Linked DNA regions of Homo sapiens: region 1 is linked to region 2. Evidence: read pairs that join two places in POLR2A ChIA-PET (ENCODE). Cell type or tissue: Panc1. All regions are shown on one strand.

Region 1 (8,000 bases), 330 kb after region 2:
CCCGCATTGTATGAAATTCCTGTGATTCTGATATGTCTTAGCATATGTTAACAGTAGTAATTATGATAATGTAAAATTGTTGTATGCCACAAAAGCAACCAAATTTCCTTGTCAATTGTGTCTTTATGACTGTTCTAAGACTTGTCATCCACAGTTGTTTCACTTTTATCCTTTTCAAAAGATTTTTTTTTTTTATAATCAGCTATAGGACTCTGACAGGTGTCCTTGAATGCAGTTTTCTAATAACTTTATTTTCCTTTCACACCTTCAAGGAGAAGGAGGCCTTCAAACTCCCCCAGTGGCATAGCCAGTGCTAGCAAGATGGCAGTAAGGAGTACAGGCAGGCTGGCAAAGCACATGATAAAATTACAGTGGTCATCTGGACAACTCTGATGGCTGCTTTCTATAGCATGTTCCTAAGTCTCTAGGGTGAAAGATAAGGCCTAGGCCCTCGAATACATCTCGGTGTTCAGGCTGGAGGGTGGTGCTGTGGCCTGCTCGGGACTGCTTTTCTGGGGCTTGATCACAGGACTGAGGGAAATTTGATGAGGGTGCAGCCTGCACTGCAATAAAAGGGCCTATGGTGAGATGAAACCAGGGAGGGATTACCCAAAGAAGCCAAATAAAGGAAGAGGAGCATGAAATCTGGTCAGAGAAGCTGGAAGTTAGAGCAAGATTCTGACATGAAAGGCAACATCTATAAATGAGAAATGGAATTGAAGTTGGAGGAAGTCAGTTTCCCCAGGGATAGAAAGCAGAGATTAGGAAGTGCTGGCCAGGATCCATCAGAGCCACATTGTGATGTAAGGTTGTAAGTGAATGGTTTGTTGCATCCAAGTGCACAGTACACATGAGCAAGAAGCCCCATGGTAATCAAATCTTGGGGTCTGGCCCAGCAGGAGAGAGAGAGAAAGGAATACTATACAACACTGTGATTCCAGACACCATATCATCTCTCCAGCCCAGCAATCTCCTTGTGACAATCATGGCAAAAGCCATCATTCTCTAAACTTTTTTTAATTTTTTACCTTGTAGGGAAAGGAAAACTTCTCCTCTACCCTCTTAGGTTCTTAAACTGAGACCTACAGATTAAATTGACAAAAAAAAAATTATGATTAACGGGAGAAATCATACAAATTTTATTTGATGTCAACAATTTTACATAGCATCAGGGACCTCACAGACAAGAAGTGAAAACCCCAAAGAAGCAGTTAGACCCAAAGGCTTGTATACCATTTTAACCAAGGGCTGTAAATTTTTGGAGAAGTGACAAGGCAAAGGAAAAGGATATGGAATTCTAGGGGTAGCAAGTTCTGGGAAAGTAACTAGGGGGTATATGGGGAAAACTAATGAAAAATAAGGGTTACTTTAGGAAGTTTTGCTTGGCAAACATATCTCAGCATTGACCTCCCATCTCCAGTGATAAGAATGTTCTCTCCTTCCTAGGAAAACCTTTCTCATGGGAAATTTATGCCCTGCTTTTAGGTAGAAATGGGAAGAGCAGACAGCCCTTTCTGAATCTGCTGTTTTTCAGTTCCCTTCAGATCAAAATAATGAACATGCTTAAGTGGCATATTTTGGTGTGGCGTGTTCAGATGCCCATGCCTTTCAATCTCAAGAATGAGTTCTGTACAAAACTCTCATGCACTTTTGGTGAGAATGTAAAATATTACAACCAGTTTATTATTAGTATTATTTTAGAGACAGAGTCTTGTTCTGTTGCCCCGGGGTGGAGTGCAGTGGTGCCATCATAGCTCACTGCAGCTTCCAACTCCAGAGCTCAAGCCATATTACTGTTTCAGCTTCCCAAGTAGCTGAAACTACAGGCACGCACCATCACACTGAACTCATTGATCTGACAGTTTCTTGTAAAGTTAAGCACTCCCTGTCCTATGACTTAGCCATTCCATGCCTAGGTATTTACCCCAGAAGAAAGAAAACATACGTCTTCACAAAGAATTCTACACAAACGTTCCAAAGAGCGTTATTCATAACAGTTGAAAATCTGAAACAAATCAAGTATTCATCAACAAGTGAGTGGAAAAACAAGTTATAGTACATTCATACAATAAAATATTACTCAGCGATGAACCATTTGATAGACACAATGCATTGATAAATTTTACAATTGTATTGTGTGAAAGGAGCAGACACAAAGAATTCAAGTTGTTTCCTAGCTGCTGGTTGTAAAAAAAAAAAAGAATTCAAATTTTATTATTCCATTTATATGAAATTCTACAATAGGAAAACTAGTCTGTCATAATGCAGAGCAGTGGTTGCCCATGGCCAGGTATGACATGGGGTACTACAAAGGAGCCCATGGCACTTTTGGAGTGAGGAAATGTTCCATGTCTTGACTGTGGTGGTGGATACATAGGCCAAGACTTTCTCGACACTCACTAAACTCTACACTTTTTTTTTTTTTTGAGACAGAGTCTCACTCTGTCACCCAAGCTGGAGTGCAATAGCACGATCTCAGCTCACTGCAACCTCCGCCTCCCGGGTTCAAGTGATTCTCCTGCCTCAATCTCCTAAGTAGCTAGGATTATAGGCATGTGCCACCACACCTGAGTAATTTTTGTATTTTTAGTGGAGACGGGGTTTCACCATGTTGGCCAGGCTGATCTTGAACTCCTGACCTCAGGTAATCCGCCTGTCTCGGCCTCCCAAATTGCTGGGATTACAGGTGTAAACCACCACGCCCAGCCTGAACTATACACTTTAAATGGAGGCAGTTTGTTGTATTATAAATTATACCTCAGTATATATCCAAAGGATTATAAATCATGCTGCTATAAAGACACATGCACAAGTATGTTTATTGCGGCACTATTCACAATAGCAAAGACTTGGAACTAACCCAAATGTCCAACAATGATAGACTGGATTAAGAAAATGTGGCACATATACCCCATGGAATACTATGCAGCCATAAAAAATGGTGAGTTCATGTCCTTTGTAAGGACATGGATGAAGCTGGAAACCATGATTCTCAGCCAACTATCGCAAGGACAAAAAAACCAAACACTGCATGTTCTCACTCATAAGTGGGAAGTGAACAATGAGAATACATGGACACAGGAAGGGGAACATTACACACTGGGGACTGTTGTGGGGTGGGGGGAAGGGGAGAGGGATAGCATTAGGAGATATACCTAATGCTAAATGACGAGTTAATGGGTGCAGCACACCAACATGGCACATGTATACATATGTAACAAACCTGCACGTTGTGCACATGTACCCTAAAACTTAAAGTATAATAATAATAAAATTTAAAATATATATATTAGTCAGTGATTGAGCTAGAACTCAAACCTAATTCTACTCTATACTGCATATTGTTTCAGTTTACAATAAAAATATTTATGCTTAAAAAAATAAATAAATTATACCTCAGTAATGTTGATTAATTAAAAAAAGAATGAGCTCTGATAACTAAACTGTTAATCTTACAAACCTAAGAGAAGTCTGCAAGGACCACTTACTCCCGCAACCAAACAGATAATTGTGAGCTAGTCCTGGAATGTGCAAGGCCAGTAGAGAGGAGACACACCTCTTCATGGATAGGAATCAGGGAGGGACCACACAGGAGCCTGGGAAGGAATGTCCTTGCCAGGGTGAGGTGGCCAGGAGCTGAGCCTGCAGAGAGGGGGAACCTGGGGGCTGAAAACAGGGTAGCAGGCAGCCAGCTTTGCAGGGAGGGAAGAAGGGAGAGGAGAGGTGCCCCTGAGGCCAGAGTTCTCTAGCAACACTGATGTGGGTATCAGAACTTCAGAACTGCAGAGAAGTCGTAAAGCTAAGCATGACCACCCTTTCTTAGTCAAAGTCTTCTAAAAAGTCTAAAGTGACTCCATCCAAGAGAAGAAAGAGAAGCAAACTGTCTCTGGGGGAAAGCCTCCCCAATTTAGGCCTCAACAACTATCGCTCAAAAACCAAGAAATGAACTCATAGCCTTGAAAGTCTGAATAAGAATAAATAAAAACAAGAAACATAGATTCAGGCCAGGCAAGGTGGCTCACGCCTGTAATCCCAGCACTTTGGGAGGCCAAGGCAGGTGGATCACTTAAGCTCAGGAGTTCAAGACCAACCTGGGCAACATGGTGAAGGCTCATCTCTACAAAAATTAGCCAGGCGTGATGACACATGCCTGTAGTCTCAGCTACTCAGGAGGCTGAGGTGAGATGATCACTTGAGCCTGGGAGGTCCAGGCTACAGTGAGCCGAGATCATGCCACTGCGCTCCAGCCTCGGCAAGAGTGAAACCCTGTCTCAAAAAAAAAAAAAAAAGAAAAGAAAAGAAAGAAAGAAAGAAGAGACACAGATTCAGACCACTAAGAATTATAGATGTTACATTTATCAGCTTCGTATGAAAATGTTTTTAAAATTTAAGGATGTAATTACAAAAATAAGCTTATAAGAAATAAGAAAAAATAGATTTGTTTTAAAAATCCTTTTATATGAAAAAGAAAGAAAATAAAATAGAACTTCTACAGATGAAGAATATAATTATTGAAATCTAAAATTCAATATACAGAACAGATAGCAGCTGAAGTCAGAATTAGAGAGCTGAAGCTATGGCCAAAGAATTTATCCAGACAGCAGCATAAACGGATAGCAGATTGAAAATATGAAAGCTTAAGAGACATGGAGAATAAGGTCAGGAGAGGCAATATTAAGAGCAAATGGGCCGGGCGCAATGGCTGATGCCTGTAATCCTAGCACTCTGGGAGGTCAAGGCAGGTGGATCACTCGAGGTCAGGAGTTCGAGAGCAGCTTGGCCAACATGGCTAAACCCTGTCTCTACTAAAAGTACAAAAATTAGCCAGGCATGGTGGTGCATGTCTGTAATCCCAGCTATTCAGGAGACTGAGGTGGGAGACTTGCTTGAACCCAGGGAGCAGAGGTTGCAGTGAGCTGAGATCACACCACTGCACTCCAGCCTGGCAACAGAAACTCTGTCTCAAAAAAAAAAAAAAAAAAGCAAATGGCTGTAAATTTCCCGAACCAAAAAAAAAAAACAAAACCACGAATCTATAGATCCAAGAAGAACAATTTATCCCAAGCAGAATACATAAAAAGAAAGCCACCTTAAAATACATCACAATGGAACAGCAGACTCTAAAGACAAACAGATCTTGAAGCATCCAGAAAGAAAGGACCACAAAGAAACAACAAAGCAAAAAAGAAGCCAGAGATGGCAGAATGTTTTGAAAGTACTAAGATATTATAACTGCTAATTTAGAATTGTACATCCAGGAAAACTGTTTTTCAAAAATGAAATCAAGCCAGGCACAGTGGCATGTGCATGTAATTCCAGCTACTCAGGAGGCTGGGGCGGGAGGTTCCCTTGAGCCCAGGCAATACAGCGAAAACTTGTCCCTTAAAAAAAAAAAAAAAATGAATGAATGAATGAAAGCAAACCACTTTCACAGTTTTTAAAAATGTGGACTACCAAGGGAACTGCTCTAAAAAAAAAAGAGAGAAAAAGCTTTACTTCAAGTAGGTGAAAAGATTTCAGAAGAAAGTCTTAGAACAGGCTGTGCATGGTGGCTCACGCCTGTAATCCCAGCACTTTGGGAGGCTGAGGTGGGCGGATCATGAGGTCAGGAGATCAAGACCATCCTGGTCAACATGGTGAAACCCTGTCTCTACTAAAATAAAAAATAAAAAAAATTAGCTGGGCATGGTGTGTACCTGTAGTCCCAGCTACTCAGGAGGCTGAGGCATGAGAATGGCTTGAACCCAGGAGGCTGAGGTTGCAGTGAGCCAAGATCGCCCCACTGCACTCCAGCCTAGTGACAGAGTGAGACTCCATCTCAAAAAAAAAAAAAAAAAAAAGGTCTTAGAATAAAGTCTTGTCCTAGAAAGACAAGAAGAAATAGTGTACAGAGAAAGTGGTAAACAGGTAAGCAAATTGAAACATACTGGGTGTTAGCCTTATAAATATAATACTAATAGTGTTTACATCATGTGGCTAGTTCCTCCACCCACGGGAAATAATGAACAACAGTGTATAAATCAGAACGGGAAATACCAAAGTGAAAGCATTTTAAAGTCCTTTTAACATCATCGGTGCCGTTCTTTAAACAGAGTTAATGCATTAAAAATGCATAATAACTTCTGCACCTGCATGCAGCTGGTGCAATAGCAATGCCTATTTCTCTGTCCATCTGGAAGGAACTTGCAGAGGATGATGCAATACCATGACTATCATAGCTTCCAGTGCCTTGATGAAACCTCAAGGTTTTTGGCCTTTTGGCCAAGCATCTGCCATTTCATACTGTTGCAGCATTTGTTGTGTCCTAGGAGTTGCAACTATCTATAAGTTTGTTGTGGCTAAACCATGAAATAAGGCATATATAGATTTCTGCAGAAATTATAATTCTACAAATGATTTTGAAGAGATGAAAAAGGTTGGTATCTTTTGGAATGCAAAGTGATATTGGAATGTAAAGAATTTCTGGGGATTGTGTTCCATGGAAGTTTGTCACTGGCCTACGTTCCTGAACTGTGAAACATGAATATGTGGGCAAAGGAATAGTTTGTTTTGATAGATTAACAAATATGAAAAAAATGCATGATAAAATCAAGAGCTATAATTAAAACACTAAAATTGGAATATGTGCTTCCTAAGTAGTAGAGAAACAGGAAAAATAAGAACATGCAATCAATCAATAACCCCATTTAAAGGCCAAATATAAGGAATGGAGACAACACAGGGGCTGGGCACAGTGGCTCACATCTGTAATCCCAGCATTTTGGGAGGCCAAGTTGGGTGGATCACTTGAGGTCAGGAGTTTGAGACCAGCCTGGACAACATGGTGAAACCACATCTCCACTAAAAATACAAAAATTAAAAATTAAAAAGAACACAGAAAAGTGAACCAAATAAAAATCAAAAATTAAATGTAAGAAATTAGTCCAAATACTCAACATAGAAAATGCTAATGGACTAGACTTGCCAATGCAAAGAGAGAAACAGATCAAATTGTTTAAATATTTAGCTATATGTGTTTATAAGAGTTACACCTCAAGCATAAAGATATGGAATGGTTGAAAGTAAAAAAAAATATGAGGAAAATATATGTGAGAAAATGCTAATCAAGGGAAATCTAGTGTAGCTATATATATTTTTATTTATTTACTTTTAAATAAATAAACTATGAGGTAGGTACTAGAAGGTCAAATATGAAAACAACGTGATCCATGCCTGAAAAGATGTAGAGTTTAGTAAGGATAACAAACAAAGAAATGGATCATTTATTCCACTTTAGAACCAGACAAAAGAGGAAATTCACATTTTAGGAAGAATGTATAGTCCTGAAATATAACCAGTCTATTTTTATTTATTTTTCAAGACAGGGTAACCCTGTTGCCCAGGCTGGAGTGCAGTGGTGCAATCATAGCTCACTGCAGCCTCAAACACCTAGGCTCAAGCCCTCCTTCCACCTCAGCCTGTGAGTAGCTGGGTCTACAGGTACACACCACTACACGTGACTATGATGTAGCTATACTAATTTCAGCAAAATAGATTTTAAGACAAAAGCATCGGCCGGGCACAATGGCTCATGCCTGTAATCCCAGCATTTTGGGAGGCCAAGGCGGGCGGATCACGAGGTCAGGAGATCGAGACTATCCTGGCTAACACGGTGAAACCCCATCTCTACTAAAAATACAAAAAATTAGCTGGGCGTGGTGGCACGTGCCCGTAATCCTAGCTACTCGGGAGGCTGAGGCAGGAGAATTGCTTGAACCCGAGAGGCAGACGTTGCAGTGAGCCGAGATCGTACCGCTGCACTCCAGCCTGGGTGACGGAGTGAGACTCCCTCAAAAAAAAAAAAGACAAAAGCATCATTAGAGTTGAAGACAGTCAACACACAATGGTAAAGGTCCAATTCACTAGAAAATTTTAACAGTTCTAAGCATGTAATAACCTAATTAGATTCAAAATAACTCAGTATGTGGTAAAACAAAAACTGACAAAGTTACAGAGAGAAA
Region 2 (8,000 bases):
ATTGTTGTTCATATAAGATGAATGATATGAATCCATTGGGAAAAGGTTGAAATTTCTTGCTGAGTTTACATGATGTACTGACAGTGACAAAGATAACATAAAACTCATGTACTGCCGCAAGGACATAGACAACACATGAGTTAAATGAACTTTGTCAATTCAAAGAATGTTTAAGATTAGCCATAGCGTTAGAAAACTTGAATGCGTTATAGTTTTACAACTCACATATAAAAGACATTTGATAGAGGCCTTTCTAAATTTAAATGATTCTAAAAATGTACGTGACAATACCAGTTATAAATTGTGAAGATAAAACTTCTTAACTATTGTCATAGAAGATAAATATTGATCAGTCATGCTAGAAGAAAGACTAAATCAACCGTCTGTTGTCATAGAATATATTATAAAGTTGTGGACATACAAAGAAGCAGTCAAAGAGTATCCACCCAAAATACAAGAGTAAAGAAGTACTATAGCTGGATACAGTAGCTCAGACCTGTAGTCCCAGCTACTTGGGAGGCTGAGGCAGGAGGATTGCTTGAGCCCAGGAGCTCAAGGCTGTAATAAGCTGTAATTACATCACTACACTCCAGCCTGGGCAGCAAAGCCAGACCCCATCTCTAAAAATAATTAATTACTAACACCCTGTCTCTAAAATAAATACCCCATCTCTGAAATAACAAATACCCTGTCTCAAAAAAGAATCAAACTATAGAGGTACATCAAGATTTTATATAATGAAATATTTCTAGATTTTGTGATTTTTTTTTCAGTTTTGCAAAACTTGCAATTTTTTGTGGCTTGTTTTCTAATTCTAAATATTCCCTTTGTTTCTAATTGTATATTCAAATTTTATACTATTTTGAAGAGAAAGTTTGTAAGTTCCAGGCCTCGTAAAATATTTTCAGGACCCATGAAAGCCCAGGTTCCAGATTATGATTGATCAGTCCCTGCCCCAGGGTATACATTATCTCTAACATTTGATCTAAAATGGGGCATTCTTATCATGCTTATCCTTTGAGGAATTCCCTCACTTTAACAACAGCTCAACCAGGCATTTAAAAAAATATGTTTTAATCTAATATGTTAGGGGTACTTTGAAGGAATCTTTCTGGTCTTTGAAGGAATATCTACGATATTCTATAAATCCTCATTTATGAACATAAAGTTGCTCTGTCGAATCCCCCCTAAAAAAATGACTCTATTGGGATTTTTAGTGTGCTATTCACACTTTAAATGAAAAATGGATGTCTTTAAGAATTGATGGCTTTATAAAACCCAGTCATCCTGTCTAGGAACATAATCTAGCTTTTCATTTATTCATGTCCTTTTTTATCTAGCTCAGTTGACTGCTGCAGTCAATACCTCTCCCCACCCCCGCAATCCCCACACATAATCACACAAGGCCAAACATCTCTTGTTAAGGCAATTCCTAGACGTTTTATAATGTTGGTTGCTATGAGTGGGATTTTTAAATTGTTTTAACAGTAGCATTAGTATCTGTGCATTGATGGTATTAGAAAATTATTGATCTTTGTATGTAACATACGTTACATATGTTTATATGTGTATTTCGTAAGTGGCCACCTCACTGAGCTTTCTTGGGTTTTCTAAATGGGCAGTCCTGACATCTGTAAAGAATGGCTTTATTTCTGCCTAATAGCTATACTTCTTGTTCTTATTTATCTCTAATACTGGCTATGACTCTCAGACCAGTGTTGTTAGTACTGATGAAAAATATATTGTCCTTTTATTGACTTTAATGTGAATGTTCCTCCTGTTTTGTTAATAAGTAATGTGCTAGCTGTTGTTGATTGGCAAGTTTTTGCTTTTAGTTTTGGGTGTTTTGTTTTTTTTCTTTTTAATGTTAAGAGAACTGACCCTCTTAAATGCTAAGAAAAGTAGTTTTCTAAGCATTTTCCTAAAAAGATGATTCCGCCTAATGAGGCCACAGCTCTGGACTTGTGGCATGTATATGTGTGTATGCGGACCTAGGACATGTGAACATGATCTCAGGAGGGCCATACAGGCTGCCCCATTCTCTAAGTAGCCTGAGATTTGAAATTCAGATCTTGTGTTATTAAGAAAACTCTAGGGTCTACCTCCTATGAGTGTGTTGTAGTGGAATTTTGTTCAGCAGAATCCCATGATGGAGGTTGTTTGTTAAAAAACAGGTTTTTTGTTTTGTTTTTTCTTTTCTTTTCTTTTGTTTGTGAGACATGATTAGATTCAGAACCTCAGGCTCTCCCACTAACAGGAATATGCTGTTTTCCTGCTTCCCAGTGACGCCAATGCCCCCTTTGCCCAGTGGAGCACAGAGCGTGTGTGTGCATGGCTGGAGGACTTTGGCCTGGCTCAGTATGTGATCTTTGCCAGGCAGTGGGTATCTTCTGGCCACACCTTATTGACAGCCACCCCTCAGGACATGGAAAAGGTAAGGGCTCAGCTTGGGGAGAGGAGGCTCCCATTTCTCCCCAAAGCATGGGGAGGCCAGGGTCCGCCACTCCTGTCACACATACACACAGGAGGATGGATGGAGGAGGCTGAGAGTTCCTCTGTAGCTGCAGGTTGGCATCCCAGGGCACGGTGTGGAGATACACTGCCATACTCAGAGCATCTCCACCCAGACACAGCTTTCTCTGAGGGCCAAATTGCCTGCCAAAATTTCACATGTGGTCTTCATCTTTTAATTTCAGGAGCTAGGAATTAAGCACCCACTCCACAGGAAGAAGCTTGTTTTAGCAGTGAAAGCCATCAACACCAAACAGGAGGAGAAGTCTGCACTGCTAGACCACATTTGGGTGACAAGTAAGGATAGGCATATATGTATTAAGAATGTCTCTGGCAGCAACTAAGAGTAGAAAGAATTTTCCTGTTAAATGGGTACCTCAAGGACAGCTGTCTCCTTGTAAAAAGCAGAGGAATTACTAAACTTTTGGGGGAATAAAACGAACCTCAAAATATAATTTGCTCCCCTTTTTTTGGTGTCTACATTCTCTCATTCTCATGAATCCTGACACATCTGGGGTTTTTGTATTTGTAGGGTGGCTTGATGATATTGGCTTACCCCAGTACAAAGACCAGTTTCATGAATCTAGAGTTGACAGACGAATGCTGCAATACCTAACTGTGGTGAGGACTTTTTCTTTAAATATTTCAGTTGTCCCTGTGAGCACTCAGCTCACGTGTACCCATGGTGGTTATTTTAAACTTGATTCCATATATTCTTAAGGCCTTGAAATAGTATCATTTGTCACAAAAGAGGTCCCAAGTAGCAGAGTACAAACCACTGTGATAAGCTATTGGTGTCTCCACGTGCACCTTCCTGAGATGTGGTTGACTTGTCTATGCTTGGTCTGGTGAGGGACATCAGGGGTCTTTTGTCACTTTGGAAACTCTGGTTTATAAACCAAACTTTCCTCTTTCAGAACGATTTACTCTTCTTAAAAGTCACCAGCCAACTACATCATCTCAGCATCAAATGTGCCATTCACGTGCTGCATGTCAACAAGTTCAACCCCCACTGCCTGCACCGGCGGCCAGCTGATGAGGTGAGACCACAAATAGTATCTCTCCAGGTAGCCCTGAGCCAGGACCCCTGAAACATCGAGCATGAGCAAACAAGAATGACATCATAAAAGCACTGTTTTTTGCACCATGGTGCCTGGGATTCTTTTGTTTGCTTGTGCTTCCTGTTGCCCCAAACATCCGTTACCTGCACTTTGTGTCTCACAGTAGCCATAGACCTCTAAGCTCCCACCCTCCACTGGGGAGACACATGCTATAAAGTCATCATAGTGATTAAAGGAGATGAGGAGATGGTGCAAAGGAGAGGGGGAGGGAAAGACAAAATGGAAAGATGGGTGTCACAGTAGAAGAGAAGAGAAGAGACAGAGGAGGGGGAAGAGGAGCCCGTAGAAGCTAGACATTTCAGAATAGGTATCCCTACTTGTAGATCCAAAATTAACTGACTTCCAGGCCCAGGTACAGGGGATCCATGAGTAGTCTTGCTAGAGAAGAAATAGTATACGTAAATAACAGCACCCCAAGTCTTGAAGAAATAACTGATTATGTTCCATGAACTTCGGAGTTCTTGGTGGACCCCCAAACTGAAGATTGTCAGTCACATCCTATCTCCTCTGTTCCTGGGAACTAGGTCTAACCTTGCTGTAAAATTAACTCAGCTTCCTGGGCTGCTACCTTTGCTGTCTATCTCCTATTTTCTCCTTATTCAACCAACATGTTTTGAATGTCTTGTATATGTCAGGCACAGCGCTGTGCATTTTTAAGACCACAGTGCTACGTGAGAGCACTTAGGAATAAGTACCTTAAGGTGTGCTCCCCTAAAATCATTGGCCACACCAGGGAGATCTTTCATCTATAAACCACTTGGATTGTAAAATTGACAGTCATCTTTAAAGTTCTGTTGAATCACTGAAAGAATAACTATAATGTCCTCATTTATTTGTCTCAAAGTTAGCTGGAAAATGATGGAGTAACAGAATTCTGGATTCAGATATCTCAGTGTGGAAGATCTTCAAAGATTCAGTGGGAGCTCTATTTCCTAGAAACTGGGGAGGCTGGTGCTCTGGCAGATGGGGTGGGTCACTAAGCTTGAGGGCCTTCTATTGTTGTGATGCGTCTGGGGCAGGGTTACTTACCGGGGCTGACTCCACAGAGGACCATGGTGGGACCTATTAAGCCTAACTTCCTCACTCTCCTTCTCCCTCTGACAGAGTAACCTTTCTCCTTCAGAAGTTGTACAGTGGTCCAACCACAGGGTGATGGAGTGGTTACGATCTGTGGACCTGGCAGAGTATGCACCCAATCTTCGAGGGAGTGGAGTCCATGGAGGCCTCATTGTGAGTGGCTCTCTGGCCTAGCCCACCTGCCTTGGTGCAAATGGGATATTCAGAAACTTATTTATTAAGGACAAGGCACAAAAGCTAACGAAAAAAAATAGGTACTTCATCTGGAGGTCTTGCATAATTTGATGTCTCAAAGTATTTTGATAACTTGTCCTTGAGAATTAATATACCTCATGGAAGCAAGATGCCTTCTGGCAGCACCTCCTTGGCATGAGACTTGAGGATTCTAGGTCGATGGGTTGCATGGAGACCAACGCTTACAAGGCGAGGGAACAGCAGGGCTGAGGAAGGGACGGGGAAGCCGTAAAAATGCAGCTTCCCACTTGCTGCAATAGGATCCCTATCACTACTCAGATCTGTCAGTGGCAAAGCCAGAGGGGAAATGAGGAAGTGTGGTGGCTTGGATGTCATCCAGAGAAGATCCTGAGAGACAGCCTCACCAAAGAGGTCCCAGTTCTCTGCTGGTCTGTGAAAACAAGGTGGTCAGTCAGCACATGTGCTAGTATGTGCTCAGAGCCAGGCCCTGTGCCAGCCAGTGAGTGGAGTGGGACTCAGAACAAGTGACTGAGCTCCTGTCCCTCCTCTGGAGGCACCCCCAGCCCCAACAGGCCAGTCTCTCAGCATCCTCCCCCTCGAGCCATTTGTATTTGCTCCTGGCCAGGCTTGTCTCTGGTTCCTTCTTAGATCCTGGAGCCACGCTTCACTGGGGACACCCTGGCTATGCTTCTCAACATCCCCCCACAAAAGACGCTCCTCAGGCGCCACCTGACCACCAAGTTCAATGCCTTGATTGGTCCGGAGGCTGAACAGGAGAAGCGAGAGAAAATGGCCTCACCAGCTTACACACCACTGACCACCACAGCCAAAGTCCGGGTGAGTTGCAGAGCCTTTCTGGGTGGGCCCTGGGCTGCCTCCTGGCCCTCACGCAGCACAGCACCTGGCGCGATGCCCACAGCCAGAGCAGCATGCGCAGCCTGGACAAAGAGGATCTTTCAGCTTCTGCTGTGGGCTTGTGGTCTGTGAGGCCAGTCTTTGTTAAGCCAGTTCTCCACCAGTTTGGAGTCCAAGGAAGACAGTGCAGGTTTCTTTACCTAGAAAATATGTGCAGGAAGCACCTATCCTCAGGTGGCTTAGAGCTCGTCCTCTACCCCACTGCTGCTGTGACTCACCTTGCAGAGCGGAAGCGCTCCGAGTCTGGCTTTCCTTCGGTCAGGCCTGCCTGCGTGCCGCAATGCCGTGGGATCTTGGTCAAAGCTGTCCTGCTGATATAGGAAGTGCTTCCAATGGAAGCTGGTTCCATTTGTCTTGTTTCGTGAAGTGGCCAGCACACAGATACCCAGAGGTCCCCAGGTCTTTCAAGCACCAACACTACTCACTGGGGCTCCCAGAATCCCACAAAGCCCTTTAGACCTGCCTGAGCCACAGCATCCTCAGACCACATTCTTCCCAGACTACAGACCAACAGGCAACCTCTGGAGGCCAGGCTGGTCCTATCCCTGGTAGTGTTGATGCTTCATGCCCAGCTACAACTCAGGCACAGACCTCCTTCCCCAGGGGAGCAAGACAGGAAGTATGTCTGGGGGAGTCAGGCAGAAACAGTGCTGGATGACGCTAGGGCAGGGAGCAACCTGGGGCTATCCTACGCGCCTTTAGATGGTGCCAGGTGCTGAGATGGGAAAGGGTTGGGGTGCCAGCAGCTGTGCTGAGGCAAGTTCTCTGTGCTTCGCCTCAAATGCAGACCTCAAGTACATTCTAAAGGAACTCCCAGTTCATCTATGGAAATAAGAAAGTCACTTTGGTGGGGCAGCCAGGCATGAGTTTCAGGCATAGTATTGGAGGGGCAGCTCTTATTGTTCAAGATTATTTACCTATTGGCCTTTCTGCAGCATAGAAATTGCTTCCAAGAGCTCTGTTTTGTTCAGAGTCTTTCTAGGAGCAGTTTACATTATTCCTCTCCTTGAGTGCCTGCTCTTAAATTTTAAGTATATTGTCAGTCATACCTGCACACTGCCTTGATTGCCTTCTCATAATCTTGCATTTTCTGTGTTTTAGCCAAGGAAACTAGGATTTTCACACTTCGGAAACATAAGAAAAAAGAAGTTCGATGAATCGACGGACTACATTTGCCCAATGGAGCCCAGTGACGGTGTCAGTGATAGTCACAGGGTCTACAGTGGCTACCGGGGCCTCAGCCCCCTTGATGCCCCTGAACTGGATGGGCTGGACCAGGTGGGACAGATTAGCTGATGCCCTTGTCACCTGCCCTCTGTGCACCCTGAGAGCTCACAGTAACACTGTGTGTGTCACCATATAACTGCACCTCACCCCCGCACGTGTGCATGACTCGCAGAGAATATTCCAGCAATTGTGTACCCCTGGGCCAGTCTCTTTGAACCCTGAGGGTGGCCAGGATCTGGAGCTGCATCTCTAAGGGGCCAGGCTTTGGGGACCATTGCCAAAGGTGGACTCAGGAGGAAAGACACTTAAAGACACTTTTACATGTCTAGTAATTCTTGATGTTCATCTTCAGCACCAGTGGAAACACATGAACTTCGATGCAGGTCCAGAGACCATGGACACTCCCACGAGGCTCAGCTCTCAGGCACCCCCTACACTTCAGTTGAGGGAAAAGCTCAAGTGCCTTAGGCCCGTGGACCACAGTCTTGGCTGAGATCAAAGGGATGAGCAACAGGGACTTCTGCCACAGTGACAATGGAATTGTGTTGTGCCTTACTTCAGAGGTGGTCTCTTCTTTCTTGTAATAAAAGCAATATTTATGCGGAAAGCAAGCAGCTCACCATATCTTTAACTTTGTTGGGGAAAAAGAGCTGAGGGTAGCTGGAAATGGAGTCCTACGGATTGCAGAGCTGAAGAGCCGGTGGCACTGAGCCTAGTCCTCAGCCAGGTGCATGCTCAGGATTCACCAGGGGGGTAGAGCAAGGCGGGACCCCCTCCCATAGCCTTCAGAGGAGGTCCGTGGCCGCACTGCTTCAGAATTTGCTTCCCTCTGTGAAGCCGAGGGGGCTTCAAGTCTCATGCACATCCTGACCATAGGGTCCATCTGTCGTGCAGACCTCAAAGCTGAGTGCTTTCAGTGGCATGAGCCCCCCCAGTGAAGGGGATGGTGGGGAG

Evidence for each region. Peaks named below come from ENCODE experiments on the same cell type or tissue, not always from the same donor. Only the 100,000 strongest peaks of a DNase experiment are listed, where the experiment ranks them.
Region 1: POLR2A ChIA-PET joins it to region 2 with 11 read pairs; 2 of 35 experiments call an interaction of 5 or more read pairs at or near these places.

Annotation. Positions count from the first base shown.
Region 1 is chr11:7,971,267-7,979,266 of GRCh38, forward strand. It overlaps the pseudogene COX6CP5. Among named protein-coding and RNA genes, the nearest start is that of NLRP10, 9.8 kb to the left of the region's middle. In Panc1, no CTCF peak of the experiment used is centred here; DNase peaks (open chromatin) are centred at 6,205 and 6,485; H3K4me3 peaks cover 392 bases; H3K27ac peaks cover 2,937 bases.
Region 2 is chr11:7,646,104-7,654,103 of GRCh38, forward strand. It overlaps PPFIBP2 (PPFIB scaffold protein 2), which reads left to right. Exons shown (of 24, transcript NM_003621.5): 18 at 2,284-2,434; 19 at 2,697-2,808; 20 at 3,044-3,132; 21 at 3,429-3,551; 22 at 4,737-4,862; 23 at 5,553-5,741; 24 at 6,921-7,653. The coding sequence ends at 7,115. Among named protein-coding and RNA genes, the nearest start is that of CYB5R2, 23 kb to the right of the region's middle. RefSeq lists an enhancer at 4,770-5,969. In Panc1, no CTCF peak of the experiment used is centred here; no DNase peak of the experiment used is centred here.